Regions from separate parts of the Homo sapiens genome. Here regions 1, 3, 4 and 5 are each linked to region 2. Evidence: chromatin contacts called from ENCODE Hi-C or POLR2A ChIA-PET data. All regions are on one chromosome and are shown on one strand. Each heading gives the region's core, a stretch centred on a gene start or an enhancer-like site at or near the end of the contact. The rest is flanking DNA. Distances are from core to core; before and after follow the strand shown. Region 1 overlaps MECR (mitochondrial trans-2-enoyl-CoA reductase). Region 2 holds the start of SNHG12 (small nucleolar RNA host gene 12). Region 3 holds the start of FAM76A (family with sequence similarity 76 member A). Region 4 holds the start of THEMIS2 (thymocyte selection associated family member 2). Region 5 overlaps EYA3 (EYA transcriptional coactivator and phosphatase 3).

The links. Hi-C counts contacts between places; a loop is a spot of excess contacts on that map. ChIA-PET counts read pairs that join two places held with the same protein, here RNA polymerase II (POLR2A). Pooled maps may share reads with other maps.
Region 1: a pooled map shows a loop between it and region 2 (3-fold over the local background). The contact joins the enhancer-like site here to the promoter of SNHG12 in region 2. A Hi-C loop is called at or near these places in 1 of 50 pooled maps. POLR2A ChIA-PET finds 5 or more read pairs at or near these places in 2 of 52 experiments (K562 and activated CD4-positive, alpha-beta T cell).
Region 3: a loop to region 2 is called in a map of naive thymus-derived CD4-positive, alpha-beta T cell, with 8 times the contacts of the local background. The contact joins the promoter of FAM76A here to the promoter of SNHG12 in region 2. A Hi-C loop is called at or near these places in 1 of 168 maps with a recorded cell type or tissue (naive thymus-derived CD4-positive, alpha-beta T cell) and 7 of 50 pooled maps. POLR2A ChIA-PET finds 5 or more read pairs at or near these places in 4 of 52 experiments (CD4-positive, alpha-beta T cell, GM10248, K562 and 1 more).
Region 4: a loop to region 2 is called in a pooled map, with 5 times the contacts of the local background. The contact joins the promoter of THEMIS2 here to the promoter of SNHG12 in region 2. A Hi-C loop is called at or near these places in 2 of 37 single-sample maps with no recorded cell type and 5 of 50 pooled maps. POLR2A ChIA-PET finds 5 or more read pairs at or near these places in 1 of 52 experiments (CD4-positive, alpha-beta T cell).
Region 5: POLR2A ChIA-PET joins it to region 2 with 13 read pairs in BJ. The contact joins the enhancer-like site here to the promoter of SNHG12 in region 2. POLR2A ChIA-PET finds 5 or more read pairs at or near these places in 4 of 52 experiments (BJ, Caco-2, HEK293 and 1 more).

Annotation. Positions count from the first base shown.
Region 1 is chr1:29,201,645-29,204,344 of GRCh38, forward strand. It overlaps MECR (mitochondrial trans-2-enoyl-CoA reductase), which reads right to left. Exons shown (of 10, transcript NM_016011.5): 5 at 1,487-1,589; 6 at 299-401. Among named protein-coding and RNA genes, the nearest start is that of SRSF4, 21 kb to the left of the region's middle. RefSeq lists a silencer at 1,388-1,477. Within about 2 kb of position 1,392, at least 7 of the 41 ENCODE cell types and tissues checked have a DNase peak (open chromatin) inside an H3K27ac peak, as active enhancers do.
Region 2 is chr1:28,581,610-28,584,309 of GRCh38, forward strand. SNHG12 (small nucleolar RNA host gene 12) reads right to left here and starts at 1,374. Exons shown (of 6, transcript NR_146382.1): 1 at 481-1,374. RefSeq lists an enhancer at 1-541.
Region 3 is chr1:27,724,563-27,727,262 of GRCh38, forward strand. FAM76A (family with sequence similarity 76 member A) reads left to right here and starts at 1,399. Exons shown (of 9, transcript NM_152660.3): 1 at 1,399-1,599. The coding sequence starts at 1,519. RefSeq lists silencers at 743-1,385, 1,224-1,923.
Region 4 is chr1:27,871,273-27,873,972 of GRCh38, forward strand. THEMIS2 (thymocyte selection associated family member 2) reads left to right here and starts at 1,272. Exons shown (of 6, transcript NM_001105556.3): 1 at 1,272-1,393. The coding sequence starts at 1,300. RefSeq lists a silencer at 1,120-1,389.
Region 5 is chr1:27,969,213-27,971,912 of GRCh38, forward strand. EYA3 (EYA transcriptional coactivator and phosphatase 3) reads right to left here. Exons shown (of 18, transcript NM_001990.4): 18 at 1,132-2,700. Among named protein-coding and RNA genes, the nearest start is that of XKR8, 11 kb to the left of the region's middle. Within about 2 kb of position 1,384, at least 7 of the 41 ENCODE cell types and tissues checked have a DNase peak (open chromatin) inside an H3K27ac peak, as active enhancers do.

The sequences.
Region 1 (2,700 bases), core at 142-2,641, 620 kb after region 2:
CTCCTGCCAGTTCTAAGAGTCACACATGTGGGCTGATGCGGCCCACCACAAACGTTTAAACTGCAAGTCATACTGGGTTTCCTAAACTCTGTTTCTCATGCCTCCCTCCCAGCATCTGGGCACTTAATGCGTGCTGCCTGCCGCCTGGCTAGGGGGAATGGGCTTTAACCAACCAAGAGGCAAAGGGAGGTTTCCAGAGAGGAACAATGGGGCCAGTCCCCAGTTTCTCTAATGCATGTCAACTTTCTTCAGGGAGATGTGCGTGGACTGGAGGGGCAATGTCCCTCTTCCTAGGTACCTTAAAGAAGTTTTTCATTTCGGGCCTTCTTAGCTCCTCTTCTGTGATGACATGCTCAGCCCCCAGACTCTTCAGTCTGTCACTCAGCTTCTGGATATCAGGTCTGGAAACCAAACATAGGTCCCTGGTCACATCTGCCAGCTTTTTCCACCAAAGCCCCCCAGGACCTCTCTGCCACAGCTGGGAGAACCCGTGCTTCTTTTTGCAGGAAGCTGGGATTAGGTTTAAGCCAGGCTTGAGCAGGGACCAGCCACCTAATTTCATGCAGCTTCAATAGCTCTTGGCTGTCTCCTCACTGGCAACAGAGTGAGACTGGGTGGTTTTCACAGGCCCTGACAGCTCAATAGTGTTAGAAGCCATCTGTGCCCAGGGAGAAGTCACTTAACTTCCTGATTTCTTCTACTGAAAGGACAAACTCCACTTCCCCCCTCTTTTCAAGTGGTTCTTCAGAGTGTTGGACATACACAGTCTAGACCAGGAGTGGCTCTGGGTCTCTTTGGTTAAGGCAAATGGAATTATTTTTGCGAGTACAACTGAGGAACTGAAGCTGGTGTCGATTATACTAAGAGTGGGCTTCCATGACAGCCACAGCCACATTCATGGACAGTGAGGCCTAGAGAAACTGGACGATATGATGGAAAGAGAGTAAGTGAGGAAACCGAGTCTATTACTGACTTGCTGTGTCTTCCAGGGCAAGCTGCTCCCTGAAACTTCAGTTTCCTCATCTGTAAAAGACAGATGACAAACCTGCCCCTGTCTCCTTCACGTCTGTATTTAGCGCACTTCCAAGTACCACACAAAAGCAAGGGTAAAGGGGCCTTGGGTTAGACAGTTCACAGAAAGAATAATACAGCTCAAATCATTCCCAAATATCAACTGGGGTTTTGAAAACATGAGGTTATCACAAGCCAAGAGTCTCAGAAAGTCTTAGCTATTCAGTAAGGGCAGTCTCCACCTCCTTCCTGCCCTCTCTTTACATGTCAGATTCACTCATCCTATCGCCAAAAGCCAGCTGGACTTCATTTCTTAGGACTGACTCATCTGTTTCAGCCGCCAACTGTTAGCGATGCCTAAAGCCAGTTTATGCTTATGCAAGGGCGCCCTCTGGTGGACAACTGGGCACCGCAGGGATGGGAGGTGGGAAAGACCCAAGACATGGTCTGGGATGAAGCCTCCTTCCCCACGCACCTGTCTCGGACCACATTGATGGTTCTTAGGCCCAGGGCTGCGGCGATCTGGATGACTGCTTGCCCCACTCCGCTGTTGGATGCATTCTGGATGACAGAATCCCCTGTGGAGCCAGGAAGAGAACCAAATCAAGCCCTGTATAGATCTGCAATAGGTCAAAGGCTCCCAGCCGGGGATCCTTCTGTAGGCAAGGGAGTCCTCAGGCTCAACAGGGACCCAGGACCTGGCTGCTGAGTCTTCTCAGACCTTCCACTGTTTCTCACTGTTCTCCTAATGCCTCCTAAACTTCCACAACACTCACGATGCCTCCCAGGACTTGGCAACTCAGCATCTACACTGGATATAATTTAGACCCTGCCCTGCTATGTAAAATATTTTATAGCCTTCGTCATCCTCCCAACTTTTATGTCCTCAAGTCTTTACTTAGGTTATTTCCTTGGTTTGCAATGTTTCCCTCCTTCTCTCTTCCTTCCTATTGAAATCCTGTAGATCCTTTGAAGCGCAGCTCAAGTGCAGCCTTCATGAAGCCTTCCTGGATTGTTCCCTCTATGTGCTCCCACAGTGCTCTGTGGGCATCTGTATTAATGCACATACCACGGTCTGCCCCATCTTACACTTCATTGTATATAGGTCCATTTCTATCAACAGCTTGCAGCTTCTTGAGAGGGAAGGGTCATGCCCTATTCCTCTCTGCAGTGTTTAATAAAGGTGCACTGCCTTGAAATGGGATTACAGCTGCGCTGGAGAAACTGGCAGCCCCTGAAACAGGGTCCTACAGTTCTGTGGCAAAGCCCAGGTTTAGCTTTGGACCTGGCCATTGGGGAAGGCGGTGTGACATGCTGGGAAAAATGTGGGCTCTGGAATGAGACAGATCTGGGCATGAGTCTCAGTTTCACCAATGATTGTAACTAAACAGACAGGGCAAGTCATGACCTCTGTGAACTTCAGTTTCCTTCCCTTAAAATATAATCCCAGCTACTAGGGAGGCTGAGGCAGGAGAATCGCTTGAACCCGGGAGGTGGAGGTTGCAGTGAGCTGAGATCGCGCCACTGTACTCCAGCCTGGGTGACAGAGCGAGACTCCCTCTATTAAAAAAAAAAAGTGCCCCCGATTAGAGTCAAATGCATCGTGTCCGGGAAAGTGCTTTGTTGAATTTGAAATGCTATCTGGTTTTTGAGAGGCAGCAGGGATCTGTCACACAACGGGCTGAAACT
Region 2 (2,700 bases), core at 124-2,623:
GTTGCGCAGTCCGAAGCGAGAGAAGGGCGCGGCCCCCGCGGGCTCCCGCCCCTCTCACTGCCGAGGGGGCCTTTCGGAGCTCGGGCCCACCGGGTTGGAAGGCCCGGCTCCTCCGTGCCACATTCACCACCATCTCGAGGCCGTGGGAGGAAAAACCCGGCGAGTGCGCGCCAGCAGCAGCGACTAGCGGGGAACGGCGCGCAGGAAGGCAGGCAGAGGCTTGCAGCTAGTAAGTCGACACCGGGAATGCGGCGGGGAGAAAGGGCGCTGAAGCCGCGAGCAAGAGCTTATATAGGCCGCCCCTCGCGGCCACACCCGACAGTAGGCCGCCCGCGTGGCGCACAGCTGCCTGGGAGTTGTAGTTTGCTCGCCCCGGCGTTGTCCGCGCGTCACCTCCCCAGCCCTACGCGCGTGTCCATCCCGAGCCCGCGAAGCGAGAACCGCCAGAGGCTTTCCTCCGAGCGGAAGAAGCGCCTTCACCTTTCAGTGCCCGGCGCTGGGCCCACGCAGGAAGCCGACCCGCCTTGGCCTCTGGAGTTGTCTCTGGGATGTCTTTCAGTCTGGAAATGAACCCTGTGTGCTGGGAAAGGGCTCGGGCTCCGCTCCGAGCTCAGTGGGCGTGCGAGCGAGCAGCGCCTGAGTGGGTTTCGGGGAGGGGGTCATACTCCCCGAAAGGCGATTTATTCAAGGCTTGTCTCTTCCACTAATATGTAATTTTACTGAGCGCGTGCTATTTTAACTGTGTCTGATTATCTGATCTAGTTTTCATAAAAACCCTGTGTACGCTCTGTGGACAAATAAGGAAACTTAGGAATGGATCACACAGCTATCGCAAGCGAGGAGAGGACTGGAATTTGGAGCCCACCCCAGGCACCACACATAGCGCAATGTTTTGCCCATGGAATGAATAAGCCTCAGTATGAAAACTTAGTGGTGATTGCCGAGAATTAAACACCCATCCTGTGCCTAATCTATTAATTTTTATTCTTACATACACTTTTTTGTTTGAGACAGGGTCTTGTTCTGTTGCCCAGGCTGGAGTGCAGTGGCGTGATCAAGGCTCATTGCAGCCTCGACCAACTGGGCTCAAGCAATTCTTCCACCTCAGCCTCCCAGGTAGATGGGACTACAGGTGCGGGCCAACTTTCCTTGCTTACACTTTAAAAAGTAGGTACTACTGCCGGGTGCGGTTACTCACGCCTGTAATCCCAGCACTTTGGGAGGCCAAGGCGGGTGGATCACGAGGTCAGGAGATCGAGACCATCCTGGCTAACACGGCGAAACCCGGTCTCTACTAAAAAAAAATACAAAAAAAAATTAGCCGGGCGTGGTCGCGGGCGCCTGTAGTCCCAGCTACCCGGGAGGCTGAGGCAGGAGAATGGCGTGAACCCGGGAGGCGGAGCTTGCAGAGAGCCGAGATCGCGTCACTGCACTCTAGCCTGGGCAACAGAACGAGACTCTGTCTCAAAAAAATAAAATAAAATAAAAAGTAAGTACTACTTTAGCAGGTCGTGGGGGCGCATGCCTGTGGTCCTGGACTCCTCTCTTTCTCTAACATCACATGTCCAAGCCATCAGCAACTCCTGTGTGCTCTACCTTTAAAATGTATCAATAATCTGACTGTTTCTTACCCCTTCCACTGATGTTACCCTAATCGTTGACCCAGATGATAGCAATAGTCTCTTATCTCCCAGATCCTGCTGTTGCTCCCGACAGTCTGGTCTCCACACGCCAGCCAGCCTGCTAAAAGTTTTTTAATTTTTATGAAGTCTAAGAGTCAATTTTTTTTTTTGTAGTTTATGCTTTTTTTTTTTTTTCTTGAGACGGAGCTGCTCTGTCGCCCAGGCTGGAGTGCAGTGGCGCCATCTCAGCTCACTGCAAGCTCCCGCTCCCGGGTTCACGCCATTCTCCTGCCTCAGCCTCCCAAGTAGCTGGGATTACAGGCGCCCGCCACCACGCCCGGCTAATTTTTTGTATTTTTAGTAGAGACAGGGTTTCCCCATGTTGGGCAGGATGGTCTCGATTTCCTGACCTCGTGATCCACCCGCCTCGGCCTCCCAAAGTGCTGGGATTACAGGCACGAGCCACCGCGCCCGGCCGTTTGTTTACGCTTTAAAAGCTTAATAATTATGCTGGGCGCGGTGGCTCCCACCTGTAATTCCAGCACTTTGGGAGTCCGAGGGGGCAGATAACCTGAGGTCAGGATTTCAAGTCCAGCCTAGCCAACATGGTGAAAACCCGTTTCTACTAAAAATACAAAAATTAGCTGGGCGTGGTGGCAGGCGCCTGTAATCCCAGCTACTTGGGAGGCTGAGGCAGGAGAATCGTTTGAACCTGGGAAGCGGAGGTTGAAGTGAGCTAAGATGGAGCCATTACACTCCAGCCTGGGCGACAAGAGCGAGACTCCGTCTCAAAAAAAAAAGAAAAAAAGTAAAATTATTAAACTTTTTTTTTTTTTTTTGGAGATGAAGTCTCGCTTTTTCGCCCAGGCTTGTGCAGTTTATTCTGTGTCAATTATGCCTCAATAAAGCTGTCAAAAAACCATTAAGAAAAAATGTATATCTCCCAGGCGCAGTAGCTCCCACCAATTCGGGAGGCCAAGGCAGGTGGATTACCTGACATCAGGAACTAGAGACCAGCCTGGCCAACATGACAAAACCCCATCTCTACTAAAAATACAAAAAAAAAAAATTACCCAGG
Region 3 (2,700 bases), core at 149-2,648, 860 kb before region 2:
CCAAGGCTCAAGTGATCCTCTGGCCTCAGCCTCCCAAAGTGCTGGGATTACAGTTGTGAGCCATCCCGCCCCGACTCATGTACTGGTTTTGATTCTCACAATGACCTCATTGTACAATTGAGAAAAACGAGGCCGTGAGAAGTTCAGTGATAGATCCAAGGTCATGTAGTTAGTTGTGGAACAGTGATTTGGAAACTTTGCTTTCTGATCCTAATGATTAATGCACATCTTTGGGGGATCCTACAAGGAAGCAGCCAGATTTGGGTTCAGAGAGAGTAAATTTTTTTTGTTGAGGCAGGGAAATAGAAGCCATTAAGTCAGTTTTTAATTGTAAAAAGCGCACGTTGAGGTAAAACTGCAATTAGTCCTGTACGGGTGGTTGGCAGAGCCAAGAGTAACCTATGCCCAAGAGCAGCTACAAGGCAGGACTTGGATAGGTCAGCAGTGCAGGAAGCTTTGCCAACACCTCAAGAACAAGAAGTCTGTCATTCCTTGGGCAGCTCCTATACATGCCAAGCTGGAGCCAAAGAGAGGCAGGGGAGCCCGGAGGGCGTGGCTTGCCTTCCGGAAGTCAGGCCTCGTCAGGAATCACCAGGTGGTTGCTTGCGAGAGAAGCTGGGGGTGAAACCGGAGAAAACAAAGTAGGAAGCAGGTCTGGGCCAATTGCAGCCCACTCTGATGGGGGCCTGCAGGCCACCGGACGCCTGAATATCTGTCCAATCCCTCCTGGAAGGACTGCCATCTCTTTAGTCCCTCTTCCGCAGCATAGGGGTGCTCTCTCTGGGGCTCTCCTTTTCTCTCCTAAGGCCCACAGCCCCACAGTTCCCTATTTAGGTGTCTTAAATTGAGGACACACTTCTAAATTGTCCCTCAGAGTCTCGTCTCCTCCTTTGAGCGAGGCTGGGCGGGCTCCTCCTGCTCCGATTATGAGGAACTTCTTTCCCAAGCTCCCCACCTTCTTTGGGCTTGGACGGCTGCAGAGTTCCAGTTAACTGTGCGCCGCCTTCGTTCCAATTGTACCCCTCGTGCTCCCAGAGGGCAGCTCCATGGAAACCAAAACATCACAAATCCCCGAAGGTATCGCGAGAAGCGCAGATGCGCCTGAGGCCGTGGAGAGGCGGAGCGAGGGCGGGAACGCTGAGCAAGTAGGGCGGAGCCTAAGCTCTTCCGAGGTCCCGGCCGGGAGCCTGTCCCCTCCAGGTGGCGCCCCCGCGTGACTGCGCTTTACATAATCGCGGCCTGGAGCGTCACAGTGGCGTACTCCAGGCCAGACCGAATCAGAGTGGGCGAAAGCTCCGTGTTCCGCCCCTTCCCACTTGATCGACGTCAAAGCCCACCAGTGAGCGGGCGTCTAGAGTCGCCGTGCCCGCCCCAGCCCGCCCGGGTCCGCCCCGACCCGCCTGCGCCCGCCCGCCTGCCGCAGCCAGCAGCCTGCAGCCGCCGCCGGGTTGTGCCTCAGACTGTCAGATAAATCGGCGGGCCGGGCCGGCGGGTCGGTGAGCGCGGCCCGGGCCGGACATGGCGGCGCTCTACGCCTGCACCAAGTGCCACCAGCGCTTCCCCTTCGAGGCGCTGTCTCAGGGGCAGCAGCTGTGCAAGGTGCGCGGGCTGGGGCGGCGGCCGGGAACTGGGGACGCAGGAGGCGCGGCCCGGAGCTCCAGATTCTGTGGGGACGCCCGGCGGGGTCCCCGGAGCAGGGTGTGGCAGGCCCGCCAGGCTGAGGAGCCGCACCCACCCCGCTGGGGGCCGGCGGGGCACGTGCGGGAGCCGGGACCCGGTCCAGGCTCCCGCGGCCGGCGTGTCCGGGTGCTTAGCAACCGTGGGGATTGTTCTCGGACCCCGTGAGGTCGGGGGAGGGACAGCGGGTCCCCTGCTTGCCCTGACTGGTCGCCTTCGGGATCCCTTTGCGCTGCCTCCCCCGCCGCCGCGGTCTCCCTGGTGGGGACCTCCTGCCCCTCCTGGGACTGAACTCCAAAGTTGGGTGCTGCCTTGGAGGAATGTGTCGAACTCGGGCTCCTCACGGGCACTTTTCGACCAGTTTCAGAATCGGAGGTAGCAAGGCTTGATTTTTTTTTTTTTTTTAAGCATCTCACTTTTCGGCCAGTCTCAGAATCGGAGGCAGCAAGGCTTTATGTTTTAAAAAAGCCCCACAGTCAGGCTCACAGATCCGAGGGATCACTTCTCAGCATCCAGTTGGTGGTCTTCGGTCTTCCCTGACTAGCTGCTGATCAGTTTTTGCTCCTGAAGGTCCAACTTCTCTTTTTCTTTTAAGTTGCTTTATCCCACTTTTACTTTTTAAGTGACTAGAGGTGCTGTGAGGCAACAGTTAAAAAGTCACCAAACTGGCTGAAGAATAATGTTGAGGTTATCCAATAATCCAGTTTGTGTCTCTGATTTGGATAACTCATAATTGTCACTTTTGCCTCAGATGGTCATGACTTTCCATTTGCCAGTTTTTATATACCAGGTCTGGGGGAATGCAAGTGCTTGAGTGCCCTTTTTGGCCTCAAAATATGTATATATGATTTTAAGGAAGTTATGTATATATAAATAATAATTTTAATCCAGCACTTTCATTTCACAAGTAAACCGCAAAATCACACAGTGGCAGAAGAACCAGGCCTGGAATTCAGGGCTTCTGATTCCCAGTCTGGGACTTGTTCATATATATGTTTGTTTTACAATTTATGGCTAGTTCCA
Region 4 (2,700 bases), core at 22-2,521, 710 kb before region 2:
AGGAGATCTGCCCGCCTCACCCTCCCAAAGTGCTAGGATTATAGGCGTGAGCCACCGCGCCTGGCCTTATTTTATTTTATTCTTTTTTTTAAGAGACAGGGTCTTGCTAGTTTGCCCAGGGTGGTCTAGGACTCCTGGTCTCAAGTGATCCTCCTGCCTCAGTCTCCCAAAGTGCTGGGATTACAGGCCACACCCAGCCTCTTCTCCCTGTTTTTTTGTTTTTGTTTTTGTTTTTTGAGACGGAGTTTTGCTCTTGTTGCCCAAGCTGGAGTGCAATGGTACAATCTCGGCTCACTGCAACCTCTGCCTCCCAGGTTCAAGCGATTCTCCTGCCTCAGCCTCCCGAGTAGCTGGGATTAGAGGTGTGTGCCACCACGTCTGGCTAGGTTTTTTTGTATTTTTAGTAGAAACGGGTTTTCACCATGTTAGTCTGGTCTCAAACTCCTGACCTCAGGTGATCCACCCGCCTCGGCCTCCCAAAGTGCTGGGATTATAGGCGTGAGCCATTGCGCCCGGCCCTCTTCTCCCTGTTTTAGAGAGTAAGAAACTGAGGTTCACACAATCAAAGTGATTTGCCTAACGTCATACAACGAGCAAGAGGAGACCTGGGATTTGAACCTATGTTGGTCTGACTCCTGAGGGACAGGGAAATGGAAAAGGCTTATCCCGAGCCTGTGGGGTCAGGATAAGTGGTTGGTCCGGCTTCTAAGCAGATTTCTCTTTAGCCTTAGGAAGAATTTTTAACTAGAATTGGTGAGGCCCGGCGTGGTGGCTCACAGGTGGATCACACCTGTGATCCCAGCACTTTGGGAGGCCGAGGTGGGAGGATCACTTGAGTCCAGGAGTTCGAGGCCAACGTAGACAATAATTATCGAAAGAGTATGGGAGTTCTGGAGAGGTAATGAGATCCCCTTCACCAGGAGGTTTCCGATAGAGGACCATGGAGTGTCCTGGAGGGACATTCGGGAGCCCTGACACTACATCTCCCTCCTCAAACCCAAAGGGCAGAGGCATGTCCCTCCTATGAGACGCAGAACAAGTCGGGCCGCGTCCCCTTTTTCTAACTGGGAGCACTGCTGAGGGGGCGTCTGGGACTTCTTCATCTTCATCATCGCCCCTTCCCCATAGGGTACTGCAGGGGGCGGGGGGCGGGGCTTCGGCGGGGCGGGGCTGCAGGGCTCCCGCGGGCTGGCGGGGCGGCTTCGGCGTGCGGGGCGGGGCATCGGCGGGGCGGGGCTGCAGGGCTCCCGGGGACCGCCCGCCCGCCCCTCAGTCTGAGCCCAGAGAGCCGCGGGGACCATGGAGCCGGTGCCGCTGCAGGACTTCGTGCGCGCCTTGGACCCCGCCTCCCTCCCGCGCGTGCTGCGGGTCTGCTCGGGGGTCTACTTCGAGGGTGAGCGGGGGCTGGAACCCCTCCGAGCACTCCCTTGGTGTGGGGCGGGGGCAGAGACCCGGAGAAGACGTTAGCAATCCGGGGAAACTGCCCCTGGGTTCAAATCCCGACACTGCCACTGGCCAAGCTGTGTGATTTGGGGCCGCACTCAACCTCTTTGGACCTCGGCTTTTGCTTTCGTGGAACGGGGACCGCTGACCTGCCCCGCAGGGTAGTGATGAAAAGTCAGTGGGTTGAGGCGCGGGAGGTGGATGCAGCCGGGCCACTCCTAGGTGGCCCCGCGGTGCGCATGGGACAGAGCTCCGACCGCGCCGGGACGCAGCATTAGGCCGCTGGTGGTCGTGGCTGCGTCTTGATTCTGAAGTGCAGGGTCAGTCTTCCCGTCTGTGTCCTCCCACTCCTCCCCCGGCCCTCCTCTACACTGCCTTCCTTCAGTCCCTGCGTCCACCTTGGCCTTCTGTTTGACCATGGGCAGTACTTGATTTGATCAGCTCTTCAGTTCTCAGCTTAAATGGCGCTTCCTCCCGGAAGCCTTCCTGGCTCTCTGCTCCTTGCACGCCCCCGTACATCTGCCGTCTGCCCGCAGCGGCCTGGTTCACAGGGATGGGCACACAGCAGGCGCACAGTCACTAGTCATTGCCTGAAGGAGCAAGCGGTGAGGGAATAACAGACAGTGGAGGGCAGGGTAAGACAGCACAGTGGATGGGTGGCCAGTGCTGCTCTGTGGGCAGGGAGGACCCGTGGGCCACCGAGTAGGGGAGATGGAGGTGGAGGAGAGAGATGCTGTGTGGGGGTGCGGGTTCCTTCCTTAGAGAGCGAACTGAGGCTTGAAGGCCCTGCCCCATCCTGTTCCCTGGCTGCAGAAAAACGCTCTGTCGCAGCAGCTTCCAGCAGAGTGTTTGAGGTCCCAAGTGGGGTCCTAGACCAAGGAGGTCCCTCATGAAGGGTCCCGCAGGGGGCCACCACCTCGCAGTGGGTCTCTCCAGGTCTGCTTGGGAATCTGGCAGATCTGGGTTCAAATTCTGACTCTACCTCCAGGGGCTTTCTGCAGGAAGGCGCCTGGGATCTGTTTGCTCTTCCCCCAGCCCAGGACCAAGCGTCTTCGTCCTCCCAGCACCCTTTGCCTGCTGGTGTTACAACACCTGTTTCCTCATCCTGCCTGACGCGGGATGGTGGAAATGGTGGAAGTCAGAGTGATGGTGACTAGAGAAGGCCCTGACAGGGTGTGGGTGTGCGGATGGGGTGAGTGCGGAGGACAGATGGCCATGCCAATAGGGGCAGGCGTCTACAGGGCACTCAGAAGGGGC
Region 5 (2,700 bases), core at 134-2,633, 610 kb before region 2:
TCCCAGTACTTTGGGAGGCCAAGGCGGGTGGATCACCTGAGGTCGGGAGATCGCGACCAGCCTGACCAACATGGAGAAACCCCATCTCTACTAAAAATACAAAATTAGCCAGGCGTGGTGGCGCATGCCTGTAATCCCAGCTACTTGGGCGGCTGAGGCAGGAGAATTGCTTGAACCCGGGAGGCGGAGGTTGCGGTGAGCCAAGATCGTGCCATTGCACTCCAGCCTGGGCAACAAAAGCAAAACCCCGCCTCAAACAAAACAAAACAAAACAAAACAAAAAACTACCACCATTTATTTTCATCATCTCATAAAAGGATGTACCAATCTTAGAACAAAGACCATTCTTCTAATTGAATACATGTAAACATACACACACACCTGAAATTGCAGGAAGAGATGGAGATGTTTATCTACTCTGTGCTTGAAATCAATGCCTCTAATATTTGTATTTATAACTGAGTAGGGATATAGCAGCTAACGCGTTTGCTTCAACTAATGTGCACCTAATGAGGAAAACATTTAATAACTAGAATAGGCAACTTCCTCTTTTCTGGGGAATTTTTGGAAAAATACATCTTATAGTCTGACATGTATGGTACTTGGAAGCTAGAACCCAATTCTGATTTCCTTCATTGGACTAAAAGGCAGAAAGGCTTTGTGACTGTTTTCCAGACCAGAGGGATACAGCCAGACCCAAATCAGAGAAATGAAATGAGAAAAAGTAGTTGATGTGACAGGAAATCAGGGCAAATCAAATGAGGTTTGGTATCAGTTTGTCAGTTTTATCGCTTTTGTGGTTTAAGTGCAGTGCAGCAAGGTACTGATTTCTCTCCTTAATAAATTTCAGCATATTTGGAAGTGAATGAAATCTTTTCTCACTCCAGTTCTAAACTTTAAAAGCAATATATTTTAGAAACAATACATTCTCCCATACAAATTATTTTAAAATATTTTCCCATGTATATTTATACCAAATGGTTTGTTCTTACTTTTTTGGTGAAATGACCCAGTTACTGAAAGGGTGACATCTTTCTAATGAACTCTTAGAATTTTTATGAAGCCATAATTAGGACCCCACACAGCTGGGCAACTGTGCTGATCCTATTCAGAAAAGACACAGGAGCAAACTATAGAAAATAAAAACTTTATTTTTTTCAAGTTTATAAGATAGTTCCCATTACATATAACATTACGGTCACGGATTCTACAGCCACAAATGCCCGCAGTCACATAAATATATCCAATCCAATCAATGCCTTTTCCTGCTAACAGAGGCATCTGAAGTTCAGAGGGAGAGTCGCATTTTGAGTAGAAGTCGTCCTTAATGGGAGGGCTCCTGTCAGTGCATTAGGAACTAGCCAAGGAGCCTTGCTTGCCAGAGCTGTCTGACTCAGAGGAGAGGAAGGGACAGATGGCCTGCTGACTGGGGCTGAGGCAGAACTAGATTTTCTCTCTTGTGGTTTAAGATATTTTAGAATCTCGGAATTCAGATCCTATAGTGTGAATATCTGGGGAGTTCTAACTTCTGGATGAAAAAGGAAACCAATTTAGTGGTAAGAAATAGAAGCCTGCTTAAGAGGGACCCTAACTGCCTCCTTGAGGAGTAAGGAGTCAGAGGAAGACCCTAAGCTCACCATTCCTTGGCCCAGACCATTGCTCTACCCCATACTCCTCTCCCCTGTGGTTCAGTGACACTGACAACCATTCAAGGTAGTAAACATCTAGAAGCTCCACATGCTGCAGCTAGAGTTTGCAAGTCAGATTCTATTTGGAATTTTAAAGCTGAGTTTGTGTAAACTGCGAACAAGCTGTGGCATCAGTCTCTTGGGACAACTCACTAGCTTTACAGAAGACAGGAACGCCGCAAATCAAACAAAAGCCCAGATGGGCATCTAAATCTGGAGCAGGTGTCCATTCTTCTGGACACTACCAGCTGCCCCAGGGGCACTGGACAGGGTGATGCTAAGGCACAGTCAGTTTTACATTCGAAAGTCAAGCCACCTCCTCAACCCAAGACACACCTCACTCCAGATCTACTACTAGAGAGAGCCCTCACCGTGACATTACAGACCCATCCTGTAGAACCCACAGTGCCTGGCCAGGCATGGTGGCTCATGCCTGTAATCCCAGCACTTTGGGAGGCCAAGGTGAGCAGATCACCTGAGGTCAGGAGTTTGAGAACAGCCTGGTCAACATGGTGAAACCCCATCTCTACTAAAAATACAAAAATTAGCCAGGCGTGGTGGTGGGCGCCTGTAATCTCAGCTAATCAGGAGGCTGAGGTAGGAGAATCGCTTGAACCTGGGAGGCGGAGGTTGCAGTGAGCCGAGATCATGCCACTGTACTCCAGCCTGGGTGACAGAGCGAGACTCCATCTCAACAACAACAACAAAAAAAAAAAAAAAAAAAAAAAGAGAACCCACCATGCCCAGCTAGGGAAGGACTCATCATTTGGCTAATTTCATGAGGACTCTAATGAAGAGGGTCTCCCCCTTGATGAATGGACCCACAGTGTCCTTTGGTCCTCAGCTTCTAACAGCTCTTAATCCTACCCACTTATTTTCCTTTCCAGATTTTTGTGTTGGGGTGGAGAAAAAGGCAGGGTAATTACAGAGAGCACTGTGTTCCCTGGACAATTCATTTTGGCAAACAGCCAAGAAGCTCCTGTTTTCTCTCTTCCATTTAAATGAGGGTGGC